Regions from separate parts of the Homo sapiens genome. Here region 2 is linked to region 1. Evidence: chromatin contacts called from ENCODE Hi-C or POLR2A ChIA-PET data. All regions are on one chromosome and are shown on one strand. The core of a region is the stretch at or near the end of the contact, and the rest is flanking DNA. Distances in the headings are between cores, read along the strand shown.

Region 1 (2,878 bases), core at 153-2,652:
TTCTAATAAAGTGTTTAGAACATTTACAGTTAATGTGATTATTGATATAGTTAAATTAAAATCCACCATTTTTGTCTGCCTGCTTTTAGATTTATGATTCCGCTTGATCCTGACTTTGTAATTTTTTTCTGTAGGAATTTATTACCAATTCAGATAAATAGATATATAATGGATTGAATGTTTGTGTACCCTCAAAATACATATGTGAAACCCAAACCCCTAATATGATGGTATTTGAAGATAGGGTCTTTGGGAAGTAATTTGGTTTAAATGAAGTTGGGCCCTCTCCGTGATGGGATTAGTGTCCTTATAAGAAGAGGAAGATAAGCCAGAGCCTTCTCTCTCTTCACCATGTGAGGAAACAGCAAAAAGGTGGCCATCTGCAAGTAAGGAAGACGGCCCTCACCAGGAACCAAATCTGCAGGCATCTTGATCTTGGACTTACCAGTCTCCAAAACTGTGAGAAATGAATGTCTGTTGTTTAAGCCACCTGGTCTGTGATACTTCGTTATGGCAGCTCAAGCTAAGACAGTTAGATAGATAGTTTTTATTGTTGCTTTTAAAAAGCAAGTGTTACCCTTTAACCCATAAATTTCATTTCTTCATGTCTATTCCATAGAAAACATTGGCACATGTGCTTAAAAAGATAAGTACAACAAATTTCATCACACTATTGCTTGTAATCATAAAAAATTGAAAATAATCTAAATTTTCATCATTTGGGAAATAATTAAATAAATTTCCATATATCCATTCTATGAAAGATTATACTTCTCTTAAAGCAAATAAGATCAATGAATACATACTGATATGAAGAAAATATGCAACACATATTTAAGTTAGAAAAGCTAGTCATAGTAAAATATGTACCATATAAACAATTTATATATTAAACAAAAATTCCCACCAAATAAATATGTGCATTCCTATATGCAAATAGACATATATGAATGTAAATACTTAGAAAACGCCTGGAGATATGTGCAGTGGAGGGATAATAATGATATACAATGAAGAACAGTGTCAGATTAGGGGAATAGGTAAAGAGAAGTTCTGTTTATCTATATTGTTTTCATATTTATCAATGAAAATCTATTACTTGGGTAACTAAAAATTGAGTTGTGATTAATATTATAGTTTGAAAAGAAGAAAAAAAGACATATATATATAGTAAATTAAAAAATCAGGATTTTTTTTTCTCTTTGACATTTTATTCATCCCACTGGAGTAGGAGATTTGGGTATGGAGAATCAAAAGATTTCTTGATTCTTTGGCTCAATAAAAGACCTTTTCTGCCTTTCATTCTACAACAGCAGTAACTAAAAGCATGGTGAGTGTCCCGGGAGTACACAGTGTGTCTGGGGTGTGTCCTAGTGTGTTCGGTTATGCTCATTCATGCTGAGACATTGCTTTTTGCCCATAAAAGGAGGAATTACAACATCAGACCTGGATTGTTTTCATTTCCAAACAGCCACAAAATGTCAACACAAGACTGTCAATCTCTTGTTCTCTCCTCTCTCACAAACACTCCCTGGAACCCAGGCCAATTGAAGAAAACAGATGCAGGCAGGCACTGTTTTGACAACACTGGAAATGCCTGTGGAAGAGTAAAAATGATTAATATGCTCCTAAAAGAATAGGGAGTGCGCCTTCGGGAGAGATAATTGGATGGGCATCCCTGCTGGTAGATACCCTCTCATACCCAAACGAAGGCACACATTCTCACACAGGTTTCTTCCGAGCAACCCCTTGCTGAGTGTTTCCTGTAACATTTTCATCATGGCAAGGCAGGTGGGGTGAAAGGTTCTTGGAGGATGGGGGAAAGGCTGGAGGATAGCAAAAGTGCCATAATCTCCCTTCAGCCATAAAATGAATAATCTTCAAACAAGCAATAAAATGGATCTTGGTATCTTTTAAAACCAACAAAGAGTTCTCTGAGTTTAGAGGTATTTCATGGGATGTGGTAGTAGACAATGCAATTGCTCATTCTTAATTTATGAGACAGAAAATCTTTGTTTAGCTATCACATGTAAATTAAGGTTGTCTTTGAGTAACTTGAATTACATAACCATCTATGTGCCAAGCAGCTGTCGTTTTCCTATAAGTATATTCTCAGTTGTAAGGAGTCTGGGGGCCAGGCTACCCCCTTATGTTGTGGTGGGGGAAAGAACTTTGGGACTCGGCATCAGAAAAGTCAGCTCTGTTCCTCCTTAGCAGAGTGGTCTTTGATAGGACACTAAACCTCCTTGGACATCAGGCATCTTCATCTGTACTGCAGGGATCTGGATTAGATGAGTAGCCTTCAAGCTGTGGGTAGTTCTAGAGCAGGCTCTAGACTGTGGAACTCTGGGCCCCACCTCCACTTAAAAACTTTAACCAGAGCATCTCTGATATGATCTGTTTAATATTGGAGGTTTGAATAAATGCTTTAAAAAACAAAATTATTCAACACTCATTTTTTCAATAAATACTTACTGAGCTACTACTATGTAACTGGCAGGGGGACTCATCAATGATGGAATGAAGATACCTCCTGCTCTCATGAAGCTCACACCTTACCATTCCACTGGACCAGATGAACTTTAAGGGTCCTTTCCAGACCCAGCATCCTGCTCTTCCATAACACATAAAACAGGTGTCCTGAAGCATTGCCCAGAGAACTTAAAGTTCAACTGTAACTACACAAGGACAGACAGACCAAAAGAGACCTTAAGAGTGATGTGCATTGGAGTTAAGTTGACAAAGTGAACATTTTGGCTCTACTAGTTAGCTAGGTGACGTAACTCAAATTAATTAACCTCCTGTGCCTCAGTTTCTTTATCTATAAAATGAGGGTAATGATAGTACCTACCTCATAAGGTTGTGGTGAGGATAAAAA
Region 2 (2,988 bases), core at 414-2,913, 200 kb before region 1:
ATTTGAGATGAGATTTGGATGGGAACACAGAGCCAAACCATGTCAATGTCTTTAAACTCAAGACTGCAGACTGGAGTGGAATGCCCCTGGAAAGAGTATATGCTGTATGGCTGAGATTCTGAAATGATAAGATTTGTAGACTGGGGAAAATTCTTTAAAATGTTATTTTAATATAGAAGAAGTAGTGTGTGGAGGATGTAGGACTGTGTACAGAATGTAGGACTATAGACATCAAATGAATGACTGACTGAATAAACAAATAGCCCACTACTTGGCTGACAGTTTTTTACTCCCAGCTACATAAAATTTTGTGTTCGGAGTTGTGAGCCACACACAGAATGAATGAGAGTCCCTGCTCTCAAGGAGGCTTAGAGAAGCACGAGAGATAAGACTAAGCCCAGATACTGATAATAAAACAGGGAAATGATAGTGCCAGGGAAGCACAAAGTTCCCCTGTTACTTCAGATGGACTAACAAGAATATACCCAGCTGGAGAGGCTGAAGGTTGAGCTCACCAAGGAAGTGAAAATTTTGAACTTGTCTTTGCATGTATTCATATAGTTATTAACTTGACAACTGATTTAAGCACATACTAAAGACCCTCTTTTAGAGAGGTATCACAGAACACAGCATGTGCAGTTTTTGTCTTTAGGAACTTACTGTCTAGCAAGGGAGAGAGCCACCCCACTGATGACTGCACAAATCATTACTTAATGACAGGAGGGGTAAGTGTTATGAAGGAAAAGCACAAAGGATGTGAGAGTGTATAATAGGGAGACACTATGGAGTCTGCACCAGAGGGATTAGATTTGAATATACTGAGAGAGAGTGGGTAGCAGGGAGACCTTCTAGGTGGAAGGAAGGAGGAATAGAGCTGCACAGTAAAGCAGTCTAAGCTGGGCTGGAAGGGAAGACAGGAAAGGTAGACTAGTACCAGCCCTAGGAGGGCCTCTTCAGACGTCAAGACTCTAAAATTGATTTGTTAGGGAATGGAAAACCACAAAGGTTGAGGTAATCAAGAAGAACACTTGTGACCCAGTTGAGAACAAGGCCACGTGAGAATTACGTAGCTCTTGTTTTTGTACATAAAACCATGCTGGTCCCTGTGAGAGGCAAGACAAGACAAGATCAGCAGGAGAAGGGTTGGACGCATGGTACCTTTCCATGGAAATCCTGTCTGGGGTTCATGACCCAGAGTCTTGGTCTGTTTGCTTGTCTCACAGTGCACAAGAGGCAAGAGCTTAGAAAGCAGATCAGGGAAGAGTGGGGAGGAAGGTATTTGTGCATCCCTGTGGGGGAAAGGTGGGCACTTCCCAGCACAGCCCGGGACAGTGCGAGGAATGGCACAGAGGAACACTCTGCTTTTTGGTTCACAGTATGGCCAGGACAGAAATGAGACCTTTCTCTACATCCTGAGGTTTTATTTTCTTTGTCTTTCTCAGGTGGAGCAGTTAGGTCAGGCCAAGCCTGGCCCTGTTCTGATACAGCTCACCTAGCAGATTTGAAGTTAGACTATTTACAACAAGAAGAAGGCATGCCCTGCCATGGCAAAACCTCACCAGGTCTCCCTGTATGATTCTTGAATGTCTTCTTTAGCAAGGTTACACCTGGCACACAGACCCTATCAGCCACTGACTGCATTCCTTACAAACCCAAACCCATTGGTGGGCAGAGCGGGAAGGTGGCTGGCCACCATCCAGACAGTAAACAATAGAGGCAATTATTATGCAGCCATTAATCTTGTCAATTACACATTAACCCAGGCTGTGTGTAAACAGGAGCACAATCCTCATTCTTTTTCTCTGCCTTTCTCAATGGCTTCCCACCCCACCTCCTCAGAAAATAAAAAGGGACTGCATTCTACCACATTCTCAATATCATCCTTAATTCCACTTTTTCACTTATGGAAACAATCATACCAATCTGGAAATTCCTTTAACCTGTGTATCGATTTTATCTTTTTGTGTGTGTGTGTGATTTCTATTACATATGATACTCTGCTGAGTGCTTGGGAAGCTGATTTTGCTGTTTTCTACAAATCTATGGTTCCTTTTTCACTTTGAACTCCCCAGTTGAAAAGGCTATATTCATATATATTACCTCATGAGGTAATATAATGATTGATAGCACAAATTTATTACATGTTTTGAAGTCGCTTTCTAATATACCTGGATAAGGATCTATTTCCTATTCATCTTCATCTGGGTAGATGCCACCCAAAGACATCCTTGTCCACTTAAAAACCTGTAGCAGTTGGCTTTGTGGTCAAAGGAGATTTTTGTTTTTTAAAGTGAGGAGCAGTTCTGGAAGCAATTAGATCTGGCATTGTTCAGGGCAGATGGTGAAGTGGGCAGAGATTCTCTTCAAAGCCTCTAGCCTTTCATTTTCCTGTGCTCACTCTTCCTTTAGTACACTTGACCTCTCCTTTCCCTCCTCCTCCTCCAAAGCCATCTCTAAGAAATGGCCCACGTCAGTCATTTATCTCTTCCTGGGCATTAAAGAGTCTGGGGAATGCTCATTCCTGCTGTGTTTTCACTGAAAGCCTTATCTTTAATTGTGGAATGAAAGGAATTTCAGGTATTGGATCACAGCTCAAAGTTCAAGTTTTTAACGTTCTATTCACATAGCAGTCAGGAAAAAAAAATCCTTTTTGATTGGAAGGAGGGCAGTTTTCACAGGCCCTCTTCTCAGGCTCTGGTGGTGATCCGTCTCTGTTCTCTCCTCTTTGTGGAGCCATTCTGGAAGACAAGGCTTGAGGTTGGGGTGGGCAGGACAAGTAGCACAGAGATTTCTCAAACGTTGCTGGATAAGGTGTTTGAGACCGATTTCAGTAGAACCCTAATACACATTAGGTAAGATTTCTGAATCAGGAATGTGAGAAAGGTCTGTTGAAACTGGGCATCAATACCCTTTTTCCTTGGGATATGTCAGGGAATTCCCCAAGAGGCTTCAATGTTCAGGGCAGCCCTGCTACCCTATTTTTTGGGT

Evidence for each region. Hi-C counts contacts between places; a loop is a spot of excess contacts on that map. ChIA-PET counts read pairs that join two places held with the same protein, here RNA polymerase II (POLR2A).
Region 2: a loop to region 1 is called in a map of PC-9, with 2.2 times the contacts of the local background. The contact joins two enhancer-like sites. A Hi-C loop is called at or near these places in 2 of 168 maps with a recorded cell type or tissue (Caco-2 and PC-9). POLR2A ChIA-PET finds 5 or more read pairs at or near these places in 2 of 52 experiments (Caco-2 and HepG2).

Annotation. Positions count from the first base shown.
Region 1 is chr5:56,440,160-56,443,037 of GRCh38, reverse strand. No RefSeq gene overlaps it. Among named protein-coding and RNA genes, the nearest start is that of LINC01948, 40 kb to the left of the region's middle. Within about 2 kb of position 1,402, at least 6 of the 41 ENCODE cell types and tissues checked have a DNase peak (open chromatin) inside an H3K27ac peak, as active enhancers do; they include PC-9, where a contact is called at or near this core.
Region 2 is chr5:56,637,111-56,640,098 of GRCh38, reverse strand. No RefSeq gene overlaps it. Among named protein-coding and RNA genes, the nearest start is that of C5orf67, 32 kb to the right of the region's middle. RefSeq lists enhancers at 2,343-2,637, 2,245-2,814. Within about 2 kb of position 1,663, at least 7 of the 41 ENCODE cell types and tissues checked have a DNase peak (open chromatin) inside an H3K27ac peak, as active enhancers do; they include PC-9, where a contact is called at or near this core.